Linked DNA regions of Mus musculus: regions 1 and 3 are each linked to region 2. A link is a loop called in an ENCODE intact Hi-C map of the cell type or tissue named here. Cell type or tissue: gastrocnemius. All regions are shown on one strand. Links, peaks and the distances in the headings refer to the core of each region. The heading gives the core; the rest is flanking DNA. Region 1 overlaps Mthfr (methylenetetrahydrofolate reductase). Region 2 has its middle 19 kb from the start of 2510039O18Rik. Region 3 overlaps Fbxo2 (F-box protein 2).

Region 1 (7,377 bases), core at 827-5,826, 100 kb after region 2:
CTCCCCTCTCCCTGGCTCAGCCTGGAGGTGGCACTGGTCTTGGAGGGCTGGCTGGGTGAACCAAGGTAAAGTCACCTGGAAAAGGACCCGGCTCTCTTCTCTCTGGTGTAGCTGTTGAGCCACCCGGAGCTGAAGGACCTTTTTCTGCCATGTCCTCCACGCCTGTTCCAGGTGCCATTGTCTGAGCTACAGAGAGAGTTGATAGAAAAGATCCTCTGCCATCCTGTCAGCCCTGGCCCTTCTGCTGCCACCCCAGGGTGAAGGAGATGTGACAAGGGGCCATCACCTAAGAAATGTTAATAAGTGATCACACCTGAGCCCATCCCTAAGGCTTTGGGCATGAGGTGCAATTAGTAGTTAGTGCCTCCAGCTAGCCAAGGGATACATAGGATGAGTGGGGAGTTGTTCCCAGGGCCTCTGCTTGGTACAGAGGAGCTGAGCCTCCCTACCAGAGCCCAAGACAGCTGCTCCACCCAGTGAACATCTACCCAGCGCTGCCATGCCCTTGCCAGGCTCCAGGCCTGCTGGGAAACCTGACTATGCCAACACTATAGGTACCTGTCCCTGCAGGCCAAGAACATCTAACCTCTTCAACAGCAAAGAACAAGAGGCCCAGGCTCGGCCATTCTGCCAGAGTTGAAAAATCCCTTGCCTGAAGGGACTGACCACCCCTCCCATGCACAGCTGGTCCACCTTTGAGGAGCCTGGCCTTGGCCCTTCAGGGCCCTAGTCTCAGAGCTGCAGGGCTCACCTATTCCTGTAGGGGGCCAGTGGAGGGCCCGTGCAGGCAGTGGCAGCCAGAACTCGAGGGCTGGGCAGAGGGGTCTCTCTGTGACACCTGAAAAGGAGACTTGGGTCAGGAGAGGATGATGCCTTGATTTAAAAGAACAGAAGCCCCACCCACCTACCCCTCAAGTCTCCAGGCTGTGGGCTGGCCCAAGGCGCTAATGGGAAAAGAAGGGAATTCTTCAAGTAGCTGGGACACTCAAGAAGAGATGGACAGGGGCATTGTTTCAAAGGGTGTGGCCTGAGGACTGAGACTCAAAGCCCAGGTTGTGGTCCTCTGTGCCTCTTCCATGTGGCCGTGCCAGGCTGAGCAGCACATTCTCTACAGCAGGTGGCCAGCAGCTGTGAGTCTGAAGGAAGAGCAGGGGGACAAGGACCAACTGCAATGGGCTTGACCCTGCTGACCACAAGGGGGTCCTGCCTGCCTCCTGCCAGAGCAGGCTCCCACCTGCGTGCATAATGGGGCGCTTCACCTGACACTCAGGAGTCCCAAGACCCCCAGATGAGGCAAGCCACCCGTAGTGGCACAGCTCCCTCTGACCATCCTCCCCGTTGGCTGAAAACATCTAAGCAGAGGCTGGCTCAGTACTGCGGTGGAGCTCAGGCCAGCCCTGAGATTGACATTATGCTCCTGAATTAAGCTTTAGATGTTGCCGAAGCCTTGCCTCTCACATGTGGCCTGACTCCAAGGTCTGGGCTCCCAACTAATGCAGCATACACAGGGGATTCACAGCACCACAGAATGGCTCGCCACCTGCACGTGTTGCCAGGGGAAGGCTACCTGGGCATGCATGAACCTGTGGTAAAGAGCAGGACCCTGGGTACCATTCTCAGTGTCTGCGTGTTTCTAGAAACCTCAGTTTATCAGCATATCAGCCCTGCCTTCACTAACAAGAAGAGAATGAAAGTACATATACTTTTAAAAGGTTCTAGTGTACTGGTGAAATTTCACGACGCTGAGGCAAGAGGGCGAGAGGCTGCCTCATGAGCTTGAAGCCACCTGGACTGTATAAGCTGGGTCTACAAAGCCTGTAACATCAACAAGCCCAACAGCATGAGGCCCATGGTGTGCCAGCACCCTGAGCCCGTACGAGGATTCTGAAACCCAGCAACGCTAGTCTTGCAATTCTGTTTCAAAGGCAAAGCCACTTTGATGCCTTATGTTCTTTCCAAAGTTAATTCTGTTCCTCTGGCATCTGAGCAAGAGTCTTGGTGAGGCCAGATTGTCTTTGGGAACACTGTCTAGCCTGCCAGGGACTTGGGCTGAGTCCCCTAGTTACATCTGCAGACCTCTAGGCAGTGTTGTTTCTTGCACCTGGCATTTGTGATTATCTCTCTCCTCCTGATAGGCCTTCAGCCTCTCACTGTTGTGTCAGAGCTAAGAACTTCTGGTCTGAAGGTGACTTTTTGGTACAGAAAAGAGAAAAACCCAAATTTCTACTTTATTTTCTAAAATGAGCACATTGCATTTTTCCAATTAAAAAAAAATTGCTGTCTCCATATAGCTGTTTTTAAATGCTTAGCGTAATTTATTTTTGTGTGCATGTGTGTGTGTGCGTGTGTGTATGTGTGTGCGTGTGTATGTGTGTGTGCGCGCGCACGTGCGTGTGCACACACCTATGGAAGCCAGAACAGGCCATTGAGTCAACAGATCACCCGGAGCTTGAGCTTCACAGGGTTGAAAGCCACCAATGTGGATGTGGGTGCTGGGAAACGAACTCTGGTCCCTCTAGAAAGAGCAACCAGTTACCATGGAACCATCTCTCCAGCTCCCAGATGGTGCTGTAACTGAATTTAAGATCTGAAGGTGTAGCTTAGTGAACATTTGTCCAGCGTCTCTCTTAAAAAAACTATGTGGTGTTTGTGGTATACGTGTCAGGAAGGGCAGGCATGCCTTGGTGAGCATGACAGCCAGAGGACAACTCTGGAGTTTATTGTCTCCTTCTGCCTTCACATCAGTTGTGATAATCAAATCAAGTCATTGGGTTGGCATGGCAAGTGCCTTTACCTGCCCAGACACCCTGCTCACCCATGGATACTTTTTTCCCCCTTTGAGACAGTTTAATTATTCAGCCCTAGCTAGCTTCAAACTCCCGGAGATCTTGCCTCTGCCTGCCTCTGCCTTCCTAATACTGGGATTAAAGGCACACAACACCGTGCCCAGCCACAAACACTTTTAAACAGTGTCCATCTCCCTAATAGAGACCCTTTGAAGGCAGACCTGCACAGGGCTGTCACTCAAGAGGTTTGCTAATGGATCCTCCCGCTTCCACCCTGTTGTTGGCCACCCTGCACTGGGTTGTGTGGTGTCTGTAAATATGTTTGCCCCTGGAGAAGTGTCTAGCCACAATCCCATCGTGGGCAGAAACCAAGTGATTTTAAGGGTTTGTTTTGGAAAGTTGACACCACACCACACACACACACAACTCACACGCATCCAAAAGTATGTGGTGTCCGTCAGTAGCAGGAGATGCCCTCTGCTGGCCAGCCTAAGCCAGTGTCCTAAGTCCATGCCCTGTGCCTGGGTCTGTGGCTCCAGCTTCTGTTTGAACAGAGTTGACTGAGACTGAACCCGGTGGGTCCTAAGGAGACCCCGAAGCCGCTGCCAGCATTGGGTGATAGCAGTTTGTTGGACATAAGCCTGGGCCGCTAACTGCATCCCGACCTCTGGGACTCTGGAGAAAAAGGAGGAGCCTGTTAGAGCCAAAGACAAATGCTCAGCCTGGCCCCTCCCATCCCTATTTTTGATGATCCACCAAATATGCATGAAAGGGGTAAAATATCAGACAGCAGAGGCAACTGTCCTGTTTCAAGGGACAGAGAGGGCAGTGCTAACAGCTACATCCTGTCCCCTCCCCTGGGGAATGCCAGTGCACTGCCCACTTCTGTTGAGTGCATGCGCACACTTGCCCAGGCTAAGACATAAGGCAGTTAAAGTCAGGAGCTTTTCCAAGGATGGGTGACACTAGAAAGTGACAGAATTGGGATCCGCTCCAAAGATCAGGATGTCTCTGTCCTCCTGGCAGACAGACAGACAGACAGGTACCACTCAGCCACGCAATGTGCTCCCCATTACCAAAATCCAAGTTCAAGACCTCGCCTGGAAGCATGGTGTGAGGTTGCCCTCCGGTCTCGGGCACTCACCGCGTTGTCAGCTGCTGGGCAGCATGAGCCTGGTAGACCTGGCCTAGGCAGGGCTGGTACATCCACAGGATCCAGTACAGGGCCACCTGGGCTGAGGCCTCATGGCACCACCCTAGGGTGACTCGCCCCACTGCAAAAGCCTGCTGGGCCTGTGTCCTCCACAGCTGCCTGACAACTCAACTCTGCCGCACAAAGCTTCTCCAGCCCAGGACAAAGGCCACATATTGGTCCTGTGCCAGGGTCCCTGCTCTACAGGTCTCCTGCAAGCTATCGAGTATGGCCCCTAGGTCTCTTCTCAGGCTGTCCTGGAAGTCTTCACGCTGGTCCTCTGACACTCTTATGTCCCTCATATGGTCACACTAGGCCTGGAAAGAGCTGCAGGGGGCAGGGATGTTGATTCTCAGTTGGGTTTTGTGTTTATTCAAAATGATACCTGCAGAAATGCCTGAGATCCCAGCACTGAAGCAGGGGGGTTCCTAAGGCTAACCCAGGCTTGAAGACCTTGCAAGGCTAGGAATCTAACTCAATTAGTAAAGGGCTTTCCTAACGTACACAAAGCCTATGGTTCAATCCCTAGTACAAAGTCTGGAGTCCAATCCCTAACACTAAATAAAGTAGGCATGGTAGCTTATGCCCAGAAGCCCAGCACACCTTATATAGAGGCAGGAAGATCAAGATTCAAAGCTATCCTTGGCTAACCAGAGGCAGTTGGAGGCCAGCCTGAGCTATACGAGTTCATCCTCTCTTGGCTACTTTAAGAGGACTGAGGGCCTAAATCTCCTCAGAGCTAAAGGAAACACCTACCTCTGTCACCGTCACTGGCCTATTGAAGTCAGAGAGCTAGCCTGGTCAAGAGGTGAATTGTGAGGCTTGTTACCAACCCCAAAAGTAAAGCGAGGCTGCTGACCAACTCCTCTGGCTCAGACCAGCTTTCTCCTTAGTTCTCCATCTCACCTAAGTCCCAGACCTCTAGTGGGAATCCCCAGAGCTTTTCATGCCCGGGCTCCCTGCCTTTCCCAGGTGGCAAGGGCAGACCCCTCCTACCCCACAAGCCCCTACCCCTGAAGACATCTCAGCTACAGCCTGCTGCCGCTCCAGTCCCTAGACACAGCCTTCTGAAGAACCTGGAGGTGGACCTGTCCCCACCTCTGGTACTGTTCACAGAGAAACTGCTGCCCTGGGGCCAGAGAGACTGAGAGCCACTGGGGACCCCCCCAGCCTCTTCCCTGTTTCCTGCTCAGCCAGCCCTCTGCCCTACACTCTAACTGCCCGGCTAAAATGCTTTTGGTTACCAGGCACTGTATTCAGGAAGTTGAGGCTCTGTTTGTTTTGTTGTTGTTGTTGTTTGTTTGTTTTGTTTTTCTTGGTGCTGGGGACTGAACCCAGAATGTTGCCCATGTCAAACCCACACTCCCCAGAGAATGCCATTCCCAGACTTTTTGTTGAAGATGTTGGCAATGTTTTTAGGCACTGGAAGAATTCAGTTTTAAAACTCTCGGGGCTGGGTATATAGCTCTGTTTCAAGAACACATGCTTTGTCTCATGTGTATAAAGCCCTGGGCTCAATCCCCAGAATAGCACAATCCAGGCATGGTGTCAGAGGACTATAAGCCCAGCACTTGAAAGGTGGGTGGAGGAGGATGGAGTGTTCAGAGTTACCCTCGGCCAGCTACACAGCAAACTGGAGGTGAGTCTTGGCCACAAGAGACCCTTTCTTCAAACAAACAATAATAAAATGAACTTCCAATCTAGATTTGCAGGGGCTAGAGAGATGGCTGTGCAGTAAGTGCCTGTATTACTTTTCTAGAGGCCTGGGTTCCATTCCCAGCACCCACATCAAGTGGCTCACAACTGCCTCTAACTCCAGCTTCAGGGATCTGATGCCACTGGTCTTTGAGGGCACCAGCATGCATGTGACCTACATTCACACAAATACACAGATGCATTCATGGTTAAAAAAGAAAAGAAATCTTCCCCCCAAAAAAAAAAATTAGATTCTGATTTCTCTTTTAAAACCAGAAAATTTGACGTCCATTCCTGAGAGACAAGTAGTGAGCTGGAGAAGTGGCTGGCCCCAGTGGGCAGGGCACCAGCTGTCTAAGACAGTCGAGTCTGTACTGGTGGGCATACAGGACATTGAAAATGGCTGCCACTGAGCTGGCAAGATGATTCAGTAAGTAAAAGTACAGAATTAGGCCCTAAAGAGATAGGTGCTTTGGCCCCGGAACCCGAGATGAGTGGGTTCTGCAGAGATGCCCTGTAGTGAGACTTACCAGCACCCCTACAAGGGAACTTAAGAAGTAGGTGCCTAGCCCCCACAGAGCTTTCAGATGTAGCTCCAGCCCTGGGTGACCCCTCACTGGTAGCCTGATGGGAAAGAAAGAAGCTGGGGGGGGGGCCCCCTAAGCCATTGGACTCTCTCTTGCTTTGTTGACACCATGAGATGCTAAAAGTCTGTGGTTTAAAAGTATAACCTGAGCCGGGTGTAGTGGCACATGCCTTTAATCCCAGCACTCGGGAGGCAGAGGCAGGCAGATTTCTGAGTTCCAGGCCAGCCTGGTCTACAGAGTGAGTTCCAGGACAGTCAGGGCTATACAGAGAAACCCTGTCTCAAAAAAACTAAAAAAAAAAAAAAAAAAAAAAAAAAGCTGTAATAGTGGCTGGGAGTGTGGCTCAGTGGTAGACTGGAGCGCTGTATTCTATCCCCAGAACTGAAGTTAATTTCTATCCCCATTTAGTTACATAAAATGTTGAGGCTATTTGTTGCTCAGAAAGGGGTGGGAGTCTCCTGGAGAGGTGACTACAACTTGGCTGGGGTCAAACTGAGGACAGGGATAAAGATCTTTGTGCGGAGCTAGGATTCTGGGAAGCTAGAGGGGATTCATCCCCTTCCTTCCGCACACAGGCTCCTTGCTCTGCAAGCCTATTTCTTCTACCTCTGCTGCCTAACTGGCATCATGGTCCTGAGAGCACCAGGACTCTCTCTTCCTGGACCTTAGAGCTTAAGCCAGCAACATCTGGAGGCCAGGCAAGGCAAAGGTGATGGGGAAGAGGGAGGTGCTGATATTCTAGCCCAGGGTTTGCTGTGGACTGACAGGATCCCCAGGATCCCCACAGGCACTCGGTGAAGTGGGCACAGTCTTATTCCTGGTTTACAGATGGCCAACCACAGACCGAGAGTACTTAAGTGGCTTGCTCAAGATCCACACAGCAGAAGATAAAAGAGCAGAGACCCACCCAGTCCTAGGTGTACCCTCCGTGATCCAATCCTGGGCTCTGAGATGGCTCTGGAACGGAGTGTCACTAAGGGACCCTTCTGGTCTTCTCCTCTCCCAGGTGTCCCCACCCAGTCCTTGGCTCCCTCTATCAGCAGGAGAGCCAGTGGCTCAGGCCACTCGCACCAGTCCCTGGCCTCGCTCCTGGACTCTCCTGCACTGTCCACCATCC
Region 2 (7,377 bases), core at 1,319-6,318:
AAAAAAAAAAAAGATCTACCTATTTATCTATCTATCTATCTATCTATCTATCTATCTATCTATCTATCTATCTATCTATCTATCTATCGATGAGTGCTCTATTCTCATGTATAGCTGCATGCAATAAGAGGGCATCAGATCCCAGTATAAATGTTTGTGATCCACCATGTAGGTGCTAGAATTGAACTCAGGACCTCTGGAAGAATAGCCAGAGCTGGGTGTGGTGGCACACGCCTTTAATCCCAGCACTCGGGAGGCAGAAGCAGGCGGATTTCTGAGTTTGAGGCCAGCCTGGTCTACAAAGTGAGTTCCAGGACAGCCTGGGCTATACAGAGAAACCCTGTCTTGAAAACAAACAAACAAACAAACAAAAAAACAATTATACTGACAGTGGAGATAAACGAGGAGATAGGGAGATGTGGAGACCAGAGAACTCATGTCAGGATTGAGAGCTCAGAGGAGAAGAGGACCAGATGGACAGCGTGACACTCCTGGGTCCTCAGTCACAGTGGCCTTGGAGCTATTGGGGAGGAGGGAGACACCTCATCTCCAGAGCACTTTACCTCACAGTTCTCTTCTCTTACATGACTGCTAGCTAGCTCTGTTCCCTCGTGAGATTCTGCCAGATGTGGACCATTGCCGTGACACTTGCCAATCTCAGTAGCTGGTTCTCTATGGAGAGGCTAGGGGTGGAGAGAGAAAAGGAACAATTTTCCAGAAATAGTTGAGGGTAAAAATCAGGAATTCTCAAATGTGGTGAGGGTAGGAACAGATCAATCACTTTATTTATTTATTTATTTGTTTGTTTGTTTGTTTGTTTGTTTATTACATGTAAGTACACTGTAACTGACTTCAGACACAAACTCAGGACCTCTGGAAGAGCAGTCAGTGCTCTTAACCTCTGAGCCATCTCTCCAGCCCAGATCAATCACTTTAAAAATGATAACAGTGGGATTCAGAGACTCAGCATAAGACTTGGGGACGCCCAGAGACCAAGTGGGCAGTCCTGTAGGCCGAGAGTAGTAGTATGTACCCTGAATCCAGTGTTTGGGAGGTAGTAGCAGGAAGATCTGTCAATTAGAGGTCAGCCCAGTAAAACAAAAGACAAAAACAAAAGTCTACTCAAAAAAGCATCCAGAATGCATTATAGACTGTTTTATAGGGCAGAAGGCAGTATTTGAACATGCAAGTACAGAGGCTGAAGGTAGAGATGTTGTGACCATTGACCCAGTGAGACAAAGCCTTCCGAGAGGAAGCATCTTGTAGGGAGCTGGGAGCTGAGCACCATTGTGAACGGCGATTTTCAGCACCACGGACAGGGCCGATCTCCCATCCAGAGTATCCCCCAAATTGTCTTCATCTGGAGCATGCAAGGCATGTGCTACCACACCCTTAGTCTCAGCCACTATACATACATGAACTACTACGTCAGGCTCATAGGCCAAACTGGGGAACTGACGAGATCGTCCGTGGCTGCGCACACAGTCACACAGCTCCAAGAGAGAAGCATCCCGAAGGCTCTTGGGTTCTCTGCAGCTCTGTGTCATTCTGACGTCTGTTTCTCTGCAGCACGGGGATTCCTCAGTGCCCAATAAAGCTCACTCATTGATTCTAGAAATATATCCTTAATATTGACTCCATTATGACCCCTGAAGCACCTCAGGATCTCCACTCTCGGGAGTAGGTAGCATGGGTTTCCTCTTCTCCAATGGCAAAGAAACTAAGAAAACATTCTGGCTCCCTGAGAGTAGGCACTCCGGTGTCCAAAGGACAGCCTAGCGTGCTGCAGGTGACCAGTCCAAGCCCACACTCTGTCCCTTCCAGGGGACCCAGTGATTGGTCAGTAAGTCGGGATTGGTGGCCGGGGAAGCCCAGGAGGGAGAGCTAGGAGCTGCCACCATGAAACAGACCAAAGCTGGAGAGGTGTAGAACATGCTTTTCACAGTAAGAGCCCCAGTTCAATGTGGCTTAAGCAGAAAAGAGGGTAATTTAGCTCCTGCTATGCAACTCCAGGCATGGCTGGATCCAAGGTCTCAAATGCTGTCATTGGGAGTCCGTTTCTCTCTATCTCAGAAATACACTTTCATCTTACAGGTTCCTTCACAACAGACGACAATGGCTTCCAGAGAGCCTTTGATCCCACATATTGCAGAAGAAAGAAAACATACATTGCTATGGTATGGATAGGGCCACCCATAAACCACAGTGACAGGAGCTGGGGTGGAGGGGTGGGCTCCTTGGAGGGAAAGTGGAGTATAGTTTTCTTTTTTTAATGATTTTTTTATTTTATGGATGCGAGGTGTGTGTGTGTGTGTGTGTGTGTGTGTGTGTGTGTGTGTTGTTTTGAGATGGGGTTTCTCTGTGTAGCCCTGGCTGTCTTGGAACTCACTCTGTAGATCAGGCTGGCCTCGAACTCACGGCAATCTGTAGGCTAATATTTTTCAAATGATGATCAGTAAAGAGTGACAAATCAAATCAATACCACGCAGTGTCGTCCACTGTCTGTTGGGTTGTATTTATACCTTTTCCAAACATCAAGTGTTCTCTCAAACATCTCTAGAAAACATCACATGCCCTTTTTTCTAGGCAGCCTCCAGAAAAAAAAAACCACTATGGGTCTGTTCTCAGCAAAACATCCTCTCATAAGACAGTTTCTAGAAAAACATCGCATGACACAACTGTGTCTCCAAAGAAACCAGAAATTTTTACTTCAGAGATCCACCTGTCTCTGCCTCCCACTGCTGGTAGTAAAGGTTTGTGCCACCACCACCAGGCATGTATGGGTGTTTGCCTGCATGCATATCTATGCATCACATACATGCCCACTGTCTGCAGGGTCCAGAAAAGGGTGTCAGACCCTGGAACTGGGATTATGGGTTATGGATGGTTGTAAGCCATAATGTGGGTGCACGGAATCGAACCCGAGTCTTCTGTAGGAAGTCGAAGTTCTCCTGTCATATGAAGCGAGGAGGTTGTACTTGGTGGTCTCCAGTTCCAGGATATGTTTGCTAGTTGTTAACTAAACTAACTTGACACAACCTAGACTCACTCGGGGGAAAGATTTTCAGTGAGGTATGGTCTAGATCAGGTTGGCCTGTGGGCACATCTGCAGGGGACAGTCTTGACTTCCTTAACTGATGTGGGAGGACAGAGCTTGAAAGTGGGGAGGGGCATGATTCCATAGTTTGAGGCCCTGAGTTGTATGTACAGAAGAAGGGAGCTGAGGGTGCATGCCTCCATTTCTTTCTGCTCTGGACTGTGGATGTGATGGGGTTCACCGTTCCTGATGTCCCTGGAACATTGGGCTGCAAGCTGGAACTGTCAGCTAAGACTAGCTCTTTCTCCACCAACGTGATTTTTGTCAAAGTATCTTTTCACGGTAACAGAAGTGAAGCTAGGACACAGGCTTCCCACATGCTGGATAAACTCTCTACCAACTGAGATATATCCTCAGCCTCTAATATTTTGTATAATAAAAAAGTCTATGGATGTAGATGATTGTGGCCCATGGCTGCCATGATCCCCTGTAGTCTTAGCCTAATACATTTACTGACATATTTAAAACAAGCCATGTGATCTAAGCTTATATATACTTCCACCAAAGATTTATTTTTTTTGTATTTATTTGTTTTATATGTATGCATGTTCTACCTTCATGTGTGCCTGCGCATACATGTATGTGTCCTGAGGCCAGAAGAACATGTCAGATCCCTTGGGACTGGAGTTACAGTGATGAGCCACCACGTGGTTGCTGGGAATTGAACTCAGGTCCTCTGGAAGAACAGTCAGTGCTCTTTACTGCCACATGGTGGCTCACAACTGTCCATAACTCCACATCTAGGAAATCCTACATCCTCTCTTATCTCCACAGGCACCAGGCATGTGCCTGATGCATATGGGCAGGCAAAACGCTCATATACATGAAAAATAAAATAAACATAAAATTTAAAATTACTGCAACAAGCACACAGCCCAGTCTCCAGAGAGAACTAACATTGGCTGTTATCTGGCTTGTGATACCTGAGCAATCTGACCCCATGGGTCTGTGCTGTTATCAGCCCATACCACAGATGAGGAGACTAGTCCATCTGTCCATCTGTCCATCCATCCATGCATCCACCCACCCACCCACCCATCCTTGTAAGGCCAGGCTCAGGCTTTGAGCTTCCCAGCTTCGAATTCCTGATGTTACTACAAGAAGGATGCTTATGCCTATTTGTAGTCAAGTGTAGGCCTCCAGAGAGGCCCTTCATCCCCTCCTTGTCCCTACTCAAATCTTGCCTCTGTCTCATATCCTTGGGATGTCCCCTATAGAATGCTGCTACTCTATCTCCAGCAGGTGGCGCTGAAGGCCTTTTCCTTACCTGGGTAACATGACCAGTTCCCCCTCTGGATGACACTGAACAGTTAGTTGTCCCACAGCTTCCTGGGTAGGCGGAAGTGAGATCCTGCCCCAGCCCACTGCCAAATGGGCAAAGGCTGTGTTTGGTTCCAGTGAGCTTCTTTTGGGGGCTACATTAAGGGGTCCATTTGGCTCCCAGAGCCTGCAGCAAGCCAGCTTATTGTGGGGGGGGGGATCTGATTGGAGGCCTCTGAGCTGTCCTTCCTCTGTGGGAAGTCCCATGTCTCAGGACCCTAGGGGCAGTGGTGAGACTGTGGTTTAGAAGGTGAGGAGGCTCAGGGATGGGGTGAGGGGCCACGGGAAGCTTGTGAATGGGGTATGATCTCAGAGGCAGACAGTCTCAGCTTGGACACTGGAATCTATCCATCATCGACACTGCTGGCCATTCCTTTCTGCATTCCACAACAGCCCCACAGGGTGAGGACCATCTACAGAGCTACAGAGATGGGTCTGTCACGAGCCCCATCAGCACCTCAGACACTTGATCTCCACTCTGAGCTTTTGTGAGGATGCTGAGAGCAGGGAGCAAGGATGATGGGCATGGGTCAGCACTCCTCGGAAAAGTAGGTCTTGGCGCTGTTGACCAACCCTTCCTCTCCTTGCCCCATAGTTTTTGGCATGGTAGATGGGAGAGAGCACCCATTTTGGAATAAAAGACAGCTTAAGCCTCAATTCTACTGATGCTGCATGGCACTTCCCAAGTACTTCACTTAGTGGGGCCTCAGTTTTCCTAGTCTGGTTAGATGGATTCCATCTAGTTAGATGGGTGAGTCTGACCTGGCCAGGATGGCTTACAAGATAGACAGGAAAGACAATATAGGGTCTTTGAGGGATAAGGGCGTGGTCTCCTGTATACCAGGTTGGTCTTAAACTTGCTGTGTAGTTGAGAAAAACCTTGAACTTCCAGTCCTCCTGTTTCCACCTATTAAGTCATGGGTTACAAGTTTGCACCACCATGCCTGGCTTGTGTAGAGTTGGGGACTGAACTCAGTGCAGTCATGCACACTAAGCAAGCGCTCTATTAACTGTGCCATAGCCCATGCCCAAGACATTGTACTTAAAAAATATATATATATATATATATATATATATATCACACATGACTACACCATAGCTCTTTTCAGACACACCAGAAAAGGACATTAGATCCCATTACAGATGGTTGTGAGCCACCATATGGTTGCTGGGAATTGAACTCAGGACCTCTGGAAGAGCAGTCAGTACTCTTAACCGCTGAGCCATATCTCCAGCCTGACAATATCCTTTTTAAACAAGAAAGGCATAACATTCATTTGGGCTGCCTCCCATCTCTCACCACAGCTGGGCACGGTTGCAGACATGTTTATTTAGAAAACTTAACATTTACATTTCTGTTCTTGCTGTCATCCTTCTAGTGATGAAGAGGGAACCTGAGTCCTTGTGTGCTAAGTTAAATGCTCTCCCGTGGAGCCACACCCAGACCTCAACCTTTTAGTATCATTTCAAAATCAGAGTTTTCCAGAAAACCATTTTAAGCGTTCCATAATACCTTTGTTCTACTGCTGTATCTGGCAAAACGGTCCCATTCCCCTGAGAGATACTCCTCCTGCCCTCTGAGCACTTTGGGCCCCAGTGTTCTGCTATGCCTGCAATACCCCCAGCTGGCTCTGAGGTGCTATCTGCCACTGGTTGGCATCACTCGCTGCAGGATCCCTGGATGTGGGCGTGTTTGAGCTGCAGTCCCCTAGAGCTAGGCTCTACCCTTGCCATGATTCCCTTCTGACCTCTCTACTTCAGTGTTCGCTTGCTTTCTCCAACTCTCCTGGTGCTGAGAGCCAGCTCAGGAGACTGGGAAGCACTTGTGGATCTGCTGGGCCCTGACTTCTTACAGAAGAGCCATTATCCTCTCCAAGAATAAACTACAAGGTCTGTCCTGGGTGTCAAAAGCCAGTGGTTTGAAATAAAGGAGCTTCCTAAAGCCCAGAACCATGCTTTCCTCTGGTAAAGTAGAGTGGACCAGCAGGGATGGGAATCTGACCTCTCCTCTCACCCCCTTCCACTCTGTCTTTCCCTACTCTGCTTATCATGACCCTCTGGTCAGTCTCCCGGGTGGCAAGGCAGGAGCCCTGCTGGAGAGGCCCCAGGAGGGTGCTTCACTGCCCACTGGGGAGCCCTTCCAAGTGGGGTTTGACCTCTGACTGCAGAAGAAGAACCTGCAAGGCCCAGTCTAGCTTCTCTTCTTGGTAATGCATCCATTGCCCAGAAGAGCTTGAGCCCTCATGGGCTGCGATCCCGAGAGCTGCTCAATCACCACGTTTCCAGCAACCATCATTCCACTTAGGGAGCTTTTCCTGGGCTACACATGTGTCTCAGTGGTGGAGTGACTGTCCAGCCTGCTCAAGGTGTCTGTTTCTATTCCCAAGACTGCAAAAGCAGGGGTGGGGAGGTGGGAGGTCTTGATTACCTAGGGATCAGGGCTGCTCCCCACTAGCCATCTCCTGGAAGCACCTCCTTTGCCAGGATGTGGCTGGCCTTGCACGTGACTGTCTCTCAGATCCGTCACTTCCTGGCTAAGCCACCTCCTTCTTCTGGGAATGCCACTTTAGCTTATAACCGTGCAGCTGAGAGTTTGGGCTATGACCTCAGTCCACCCTTCTGGGCTGCTTTGTGCTATAGAGTGTTCTGTGGAGGGGCTGAGACGAAGACAGCTGGAAGAAAATTGCAAGGATTAAAAAAAAAAAATCAGTCCCATGTGACCCGCAAATGGCTGGGAGCCGTATTTCCTGAATTTAGATTCATTCCTTGGCTTCTGTGCGACCTCGGGGACAATTTTAAACACTTGAGAGAATTGAATCAAATCTTGTACAAGAAGCAGCTGGCACCTAAGCAAGGACTCAGGCTCGGTGAGCCACTATGTGGGAGATAGAGAAAAAGCACAGAAAAAGATGGGGGGGGGGGTAGGGGTAGGGGCACCTTCTCCCTAGTTCAAGTAGTCC
Region 3 (7,286 bases), core at 1-5,000, 200 kb after region 2:
TTCGGTGGCCCAGATGAGGCGCGCTGAGATCCAAGAGATACACAGCTGCCCACAGCAGCCTGGGTATTCAGTGGGCTGACCTGGAGAACCCAGCCTGGGAGGCAGTGCTTTTTGTCCTGTCTCCCAGTCTTCACTGTGGAGTCAGGCGTCCCCACTGGCTTAGCAAGAGTGGATGTCCCCATTGCTTTGCTCCTTTGTGGGAAGGGGATGAATTTCAGTATAAATCTGACAGTCTGACACAAGGATGACTCCATTTCACAGATGAGGAGACTGAGGGTGAGGGATGGGAAAAGAGGGGAGGAAGACTCTTCCCAAGTCACCTAGCATCTCTCTTTGTCTGTTTCCCTTTCCCATTGGCTGGCTGGGGCTAGCTGGATCTCGAGCTCATTTTCCTCACCCAGAGCCCTTGAGTGTCCCTTTCCCTAACACTGCCAGTGGGACCTACACTAAGTCACTTCATATTCACAGCTGAGCATCCACAGTATCCAAACCAAGGCCAGATTGTCAATTCAGCCAGGTTTTTGTTTTTTGCTTTTTGTTTTTTCGAGACAGGGTTTCTCTGTGTAGCCCTGGCTGTCCTGGAACTCACTCTGTAGACCAGGCTGGCCTCGAACTCAGAAATCCGCCTGCCTCTGCTTCCCGAGTGCTGGGATTAAAGGCGTGCGCCACCACGCCCGGCTCAGCCAGTTTTTTAAAAAATATTTATTTTATGTATATGAGTACACTGTCGCTGTTTTCAGACACACCAGAAGAGGGCATCAGATCCTATTACAGATGATTGTGAGCCATCATGTGGTTGCTGGAAATTGAACTCAGGACCTCTGGAAGAGCAGCCAGTGCTCTTAACCACTGAGCCATCTCTCCAGTCCTCAACCAATTCTTTTGGTGCCTGTTAAAGCTGGCTTCTGTGTTGGACTGAACAGATTCAAACACAGGCTCCCAACTGCTTATACGGTGTGTGATTCTGGACCTTGTCACTTTTCTGTCCCTTCGTGAAGCAGACTTGGGCCCAGCCTGAAGGAGATGGGTTGAGGATTGAGGGAGTAATTCCAAGGCTCAGAGCAGTACCTTGCTCATAAGCGCTGATAAAATTCAGTAGCTCCTGACTCTACAAGGGACAAAAGTGGTGTCTCCCAGGCCACATCCTTGAGGTCAGTCCATTGTACACAAAGGTTGCTATCAAACAACCAGAGCAAGTACGGAGGCTCAGGTGCCCTTGAATGCCTGTGACCCTCGTGCAGTGAGAGGGTATGCTAAAGGTAGATCCAGGAAGGCTTCCCAGAGGCAGCGAGGGACCCAGAGGTCTGGGAGGGTCCTTAGGAGAACTAACCCATCATTAATCCCGTATTCCTGTGAGTGTCTACTAGCCCTGCAGGGGGAAGCAACAGTTGAAACAATTCTGGCTTAGCAGGAGTATTTGTGGCTCTGTATCCTTGGGTGGGCTTCCTCCCTGAACACAGTTTAGGACTACAGAACTTGTGTGTGTGTGTGTGTGTGTGTGTGTGTGTGTGTGTGTGTGTGTGAGAGAGAGAGAGAGAGAGAGAGAGAGAGAGAGAGAGAGAGAGAGAGAGAGAGAGAGAGAGAGAGAGAGACAGTATCCCTCACGTTGCCCTCACACCCACAGAGATGTGCTTGTTTCTGCCTCGAGTGCCAGCAAGTCCGGGTTAAGAACCTCTGGCCCCCTGCCGTGGTTTACTCAAAGTGGGACGTGGAGTGGCACAGTTTGGGAGTCACAGCTTTCCCTTACTCTCCCGGTCCGCAGAGAGTGTGAGCCACCCCGAAGAAGCGAGCCCAGAGGAGCAGCCAGAGGAGGCGGGCGCCGAGGCGAGTGCGGAGGAGGAGCAGCTCCGGGAGGCGGAGGAGGAGGAAGAGGCGGAGGCCGTGGAGTACCTGGCCGAGCTGCCGGAGCCACTGCTGCTGCGCGTGCTGGCCGAGCTGCCAGCTACGGAGCTGGTGCAGGCCTGCCGCCTGGTGTGCCTGCGCTGGAAGGAGCTGGTGGACGGCGCCCCACTGTGGCTGCTCAAGTGCCAGCAGGAGGGGCTGGTGCCCGAGGGCAGCGCTGATGAGGAGCGGGACCACTGGCAACAGTTCTACTTTCTGAGCAAGAGGAGGCGCAACCTGCTGCGCAACCCTTGTGGGGAAGGTGAGGGCCGCATAATTGGATGCCCACCGTCTCTTCTAGAAAACGGCCCTCGGCGCCCGCCCGCTTCAAGGTTAAATGAGATGAAGCGCTTGGTGCACTGTCTAGCCCAGAGCATCCCTCTGCTCCCTGGGGAGTCTCTCTTCCCAAGGCATCCACTCTCAGTGAACAGGGGCGGGACAGATCCTGTGGACACTGGGTCTGGGGTAGGAGTGAGGAAGTGCCTACATTTCCGTCGCTCATTGTCTGCCCCCTGAGACCTTGAGAAAGGACCCATGCCACTCTACCTCTCACTGTCAGGGCAAAAGTCAGCCCTGCCGCAGCCTCAAGCGAGGGGCTGTGTGACCAGGGTGGGGCTGTCTTATCCCTACAGAGGACTTGGAGGGCTGGAGCGACGTGGAGCACGGTGGGGACGGCTGGAGGGTGGAGGAACTGCCCGGAGACAATGGGGTGGAATTTACCCAAGATGACAGCGTTAAGAAATACTTCGCCTCCTCCTTCGAGTAAGGAGAAGGGGCAAGGGGGAGAGGGAGGGGAAAGCAGGGCCCACCGAGTCCTGACGCCTGTTCCCCCAGGTGGTGTCGCAAAGCGCAGGTCATTGATCTGCAGGCAGAGGGCTACTGGGAGGAGCTACTGGACACCACCCAGCCCGCCATCGTGGTGAAGGACTGGTGAGCAGCTATTGGGGAGGGTTCGGGACTGGAGGGAAAGGGGAAATGGTGGTGGTGGTGGAGGGATTAGCTCTTTGCCACACTTTCAGTGTTGTTGACACGTGGAACACGGGTCCGCAAGGGTTGGCAACTGGTGGAAAGCTATTCCTGCCTTGAGTTTAAAATGTTAACAAATGGGTGTGCACTTTCTCGTGTTTAAAAGGCAAGAATACTACTAATAAATTAAGGCTTGCTTACCCCCTTCATGTACACACACACACACACACACACACACACACATTTGTGTCCCTCCTAGGATGGCTTTGGTTCCAAGGTTGGGTCTGGTTCACTTTGAGTTTGGCTGGGGGGTGGGGTGGGGGGACCCAGTCTCCTCTGTGGACGAAGTTTCTTTATATGTGAAATGGGGACACTGCTGGGGGGGGGTGCACTTGCCCGGCAGGGATGCTGGGATAGGCAGAAGAGATCTCTGGCAGAGTGAGGCTCTCAGCAGGTGAGGTCTGTGTCTCCCACTCCCCTGCAGGTACTCGGGTCGCACTGATGCGGGCAGCCTGTATGAGCTCACTGTGAGGCTGCTGTCGGAGAACGAAGATGTGCTGGCGGAGTTCGCTACAGGACAGGTGGCTGTGCCAGAGGACGGCAGTTGGATGGAGGTGATCCCGATGGGCCGAGGGGGCAGGGTGGGGATATCCCGGGTAGAGCTTGTGGAAACTCCGTCCCCGGCTTGTGGAGCCTGTGCAAGTAGAGCCCACAATTAGAGCTGGGGTCAGGCTGCTGCGCTCAAGTGGGACGGCAAGGACAGCCTTAGACCCCTGAGGCTGACGTGCTATCCTTTCACCCCCAGATCTCCCACACCTTCATCGACTACGGGCCAGGTGTCCGCTTTGTCCGCTTCGAGCACGGAGGGCAGGACTCGGTCTACTGGAAGGGCTGGTTCGGGGCCCGGGTGACCAACAGTAGCGTGTGGGTGGAACCCTGAACGACCTCCCCTACCCCCACCATCCGCCCTCTAAGGCAGAATTCTGGGGTAGAAAGGCCTTAATTTAGTTGGTAGCATCCTCACCTGCCTCGCCCACGCCTTGCACCTGCCTCTCTCCCGCCCCTTCCTTCAGTCTGGTCCCGAGGAAAGAAGGACATGTTGCTTTACTGTAGGATGGCTTTCATTTGCATCTCCACGGGCAGTCGCTTCTAGAATGTACGATCCGAGGGGGTATGGGGCTGCTGCTGGATCCCGCGCTCCTAGCATTGTGCCTGCCTCAAAGTGGGCACTCAATAAATATTTGTCCAAAGAACGCAACAATGGACGCACAGATGAATGGACATCTCCACCACCCCATCGTGCTCCGTCTCCCCAGGGCCCCTGGCCCGGCCTGGAAAAGTACTTGGTGGCCGTCCAGCTGCTCGGGTTTCCAGGGGCTCTTGGGTTGGTGTGGGGCCAGCTGGGCCTGGGCAGGCCAGCGGACAAAGGCTTGGATTGTGAGTCTGAGGAGGGGCTGGCTGAGCCTGGCGCCTGAGGACATCCAAGCTGCCCAGAATCCACAACAGGGCTTGGTAAAGGAGTGTGGGGTGCCTGCCCAACAGGCTCCGTTGGCCCAGTAGTTAGGCTGTGTCTTGCTGCGTTGTTCCTATCCCTCTCTGGAGCAGTTTGGCAGTGACGCCACCAGGTCTGGATAGCATTCTCTTGGGCTTAGAGATGAAGGCTGTGGAGTGGCGCGCGCACACACACACACACACACACACACGCACACACACGCACACGCGCACGCGCACACGCGCGCGCGCACACACACACGCGCGCGCGCACACACACACGCGCGTACACACACACAGAGAAGAATAATCTTGGCTACTCTTTTTATTCATCCCTGCTTTATGCTAGCCTTCCTGGCTGGGCCAGGATTGGTTTTATCTACAAGCTGCCTTTCTGTGCCATGCTTGGGGTAGGCCGTGGGGAGGGTGTGTTAGGCTGTAGGTTAGGCTACTTGCTTTCTGGCATCTCAGCTCCTTCCCAGAATGCTCCATGGCTGACTGGGGGTGAGGAGAGGTCTTGTCACTGTTGTCCTAATAGAGCCACTGTGACCCCCCCCCCCCACCCCCAGCTCTGCCTTCATCTTTTAGTCTGTGGTTTGGTGCCACCTGCTGGTGAGGTGGGACAGCCGCCTGAGCTGGGACTTGCCTTAGTTCCTTGACCCTTCTGTCTAATTGCTTCTAAGTCTCTGTCTTGGGTCTTCCGGGACTACGTGTGTGTGTGTGTGTGTGTGTGTGTGTGTGTGTGTGTGTGTGTGTGTGTGTGTGTGACCCGTTCTGGTGCCCATAAAAGAAAAAGCATCAGATCGCCTGCCTTTGGAATTCTAGGTGGTTGTGAGCCTGACATAGTGCTGGGATTTGAATGTGGCTCCTCTGGGAGAACAGCAAGTGCTCTTAACCTCCACGCCATCTCCACTCCAAACTCCCCAGCTCCCCCGTTCACCCCAGTCCTTTCTAAGGGGACTCCGAGTCTGAGGGGAGGGCAAGGTCCCACCCACCTTAATTGCTAATCATAAGAGGAGCGACTGGTGGCCTCGGGCCTAGCGTAATGGAAGGGAGCATAAACTCGTGAGCTTGGGTTGTAATGAATGTTAGGTAAGGTAGAGCTTTAGGGCAAAGGACTGCAATATGTGTGTGGAGCCTACCTGGCTCAGAAGAGGGAGCCCAGAGCACTGAGGCTGTCCTTTCAGGCCAAAAAAATTAAAAAAAAAAAATAAAAGAAAGAAAAAGGCTTCTCAAGGGTCAGGAACCCACCTAAGAGACCCAAGGAGTTGGCTGAAGTGTGGCGTGACAGTTAAATTCAGTAGTTCTGGGAGACCATCTGGTTGACAGAGACGTGGCGGTCAGGAGGTTGTGTTGCTCAGGGAGGTGAAGTGTGAGTTCTTGGGCATCCCAGTGGGTGCTTGTTGTCCACTCAGATGTGAACAGGGATTGTCACCACCCTTCCCTAACATGAAACAGAATAAGATGGCAAGTGGCACCCGGAATCAACATAGCAATACAGTCAGTCTGCATTGGGGTACTGTGATCCACGTTCATTCTTTTTTTTTTTTTTTAAGGTTTATTTATTTATTATATGTAAGTACATTGTAGCTGTCTTCAGACACTCCAGAAGAGGGAGTCAGATCTCGTTACGGATGGTTGTGAGCCACCATGTGGTTGCTGGGATTTGAACTCTGGACCTTGGAAGAGCAGTCGGGTGCTCTTACCCACTGAGCCATCTCACCAGCCCCCACGTTCATTCTTAACCCTCAACTGGGCTGAGCCCACCACCCTGGAGGCATCGAGGAGGAGCTGAGGTCAGCGTTCCTCAAGGAAAATTCCACGTGTCAGCCAGCAGGTGGCAGCCAAGGGCTCTCTCTCTCTCTTAGGGCAACAAGTTGAATATGCATTGCTACTGAATATGAGTTGAATGTGACTTCCTACTACATGTCAGGAAGAGATCACAGTTAGTCAGCCTCTGCTGGCGTTCACACTGTAGAGGGAGAAACATGACTAACAAACAATCAAATGAAGCCAGCGGCCAACATGAGGTGACACTCTCCCTACTCAGTGGGCGCCCATTAAGAACTGTGCTGGAGGCAGAGGCAGGTGGATCTCCATGAGTTTAAGACCAATGTGGTCTCTACATAGTGAGCTCTAGGCCAGCCATAGTTACACAATAAGACCCGGTCTCAAAACAAAACAAAACAAAACAGAAAACCACAACCCTCTCCCCCAGAAAACCCCAAATCAAATATAGTAGCAAGAAAGGATAAAAACTATCTTAAATATCAATTTTTATTTCTTGTATGTATATGTGTATGTGCATATGTCTCTCTGTGTGTAGCCACATGGGTGCGGATGCCCGAGGAGAGCACCCTATCCCTTGGAGTGGACGTTACCATTCGTTGTGAGCCTCCTGGTGTGGGTTCTGGAAACTGAACGAGTCCTCTGAAAAGAACAGCAAGTGCTCTTAGGTGCTGAGCCATCTCTCCAGTCCCTGTTCTCTCTCTCTCTCTCTCTCTCCCCTTCCCTCCCTCCCTCCTTCCCTCTCTCTCCCTTTCTCTTTCTTTCTTTCTTTCTTTCTTTCTTTCTTTCTTTCTTTCTTTCTTTCTTTCTTTCTTCCTTTCTTCCTTCCTTCCTTCCTTCCTTCCTTTCTTTCTTTCTTTCTTTCTTTCTTTCTTTCTTTCTTTCTTTCTTTCTTTCTTTCTTTCTTTCTTTCTTTCTTTCTTTCGAGTGAGACAAAGCATAGACAAGGCAGGCAATTTCCCTGAGGTCACACAGTCCTCTAGTCCTTCATAGAAGTGGGATTCTAGCCAGCTACTCAGGGACCTGGTCTCCACAGCAGCGCCAACAAAGGAGTACTGAGGGTGACCGGGTTGCTCGGCCAAGGGCATCAGGAAGGATCTCTGTGAAGGGACCTTTGAAGACGATGAGGAGGCCCCAGCTATACAGAGGTCTGGGACAAC

Evidence for each region. A loop is a pair of places that touch in the nucleus more often than their neighbours do. Peaks named below come from ENCODE experiments on the same cell type or tissue, not always from the same donor. Only the 100,000 strongest peaks of a DNase experiment are listed, where the experiment ranks them.
Region 1: a loop joins it to region 2, with 2.6 times the contacts of the local background. A loop is called at or near these places in 7 of 42 quality-filtered maps.
Region 3: it touches region 2 in a loop (3.0-fold over the local background); 5 of 42 quality-filtered maps call a loop at or near these places.

Annotation. Positions count from the first base shown.
Region 1 is chr4:148,057,264-148,064,640 of GRCm38, forward strand. It overlaps Mthfr (methylenetetrahydrofolate reductase), which reads left to right. Exons shown (of 12, transcript NM_010840.3): 12 at 1-2,299. It overlaps Gm13201 (a long non-coding RNA gene), which reads right to left. Exons shown (of 10, transcript XR_004691353.1): 9 at 3,218-3,461; 10 at 730-838. Among named protein-coding and RNA genes, the nearest start is that of Gm13201, 16 kb to the right of the region's middle. In gastrocnemius, for the core only: a CTCF peak has its summit at 3,280 (motif pointing left); DNase peaks (open chromatin) are centred at 1,921, 3,308 and 3,931; H3K27ac peaks cover 1,782 bases.
Region 2 is chr4:147,956,019-147,963,395 of GRCm38, forward strand. No RefSeq gene overlaps it. Among named protein-coding and RNA genes, the nearest start is that of 2510039O18Rik, 19 kb to the left of the region's middle. In gastrocnemius, for the core only: a CTCF peak has its summit at 4,334 (motif pointing right); a DNase peak (open chromatin) is centred at 4,358.
Region 3 is chr4:148,162,313-148,169,598 of GRCm38, forward strand. Fbxo2 (F-box protein 2) reads left to right here. Exons shown (of 6, transcript NM_176848.1): 2 at 1,763-2,143; 3 at 2,514-2,643; 4 at 2,716-2,811; 5 at 3,332-3,461; 6 at 3,653-4,105. The coding sequence ends at 3,787. Among named protein-coding and RNA genes, the nearest start is that of Fbxo2, 5.3 kb to the left of the region's middle. In gastrocnemius, for the core only: CTCF peaks have their summits at 2,014 and 4,941 (motif pointing left); DNase peaks (open chromatin) are centred at 1,976, 2,747, 3,409, 4,264 and 1 more place; H3K4me3 peaks cover 1,048 bases; H3K27ac peaks cover 317 bases.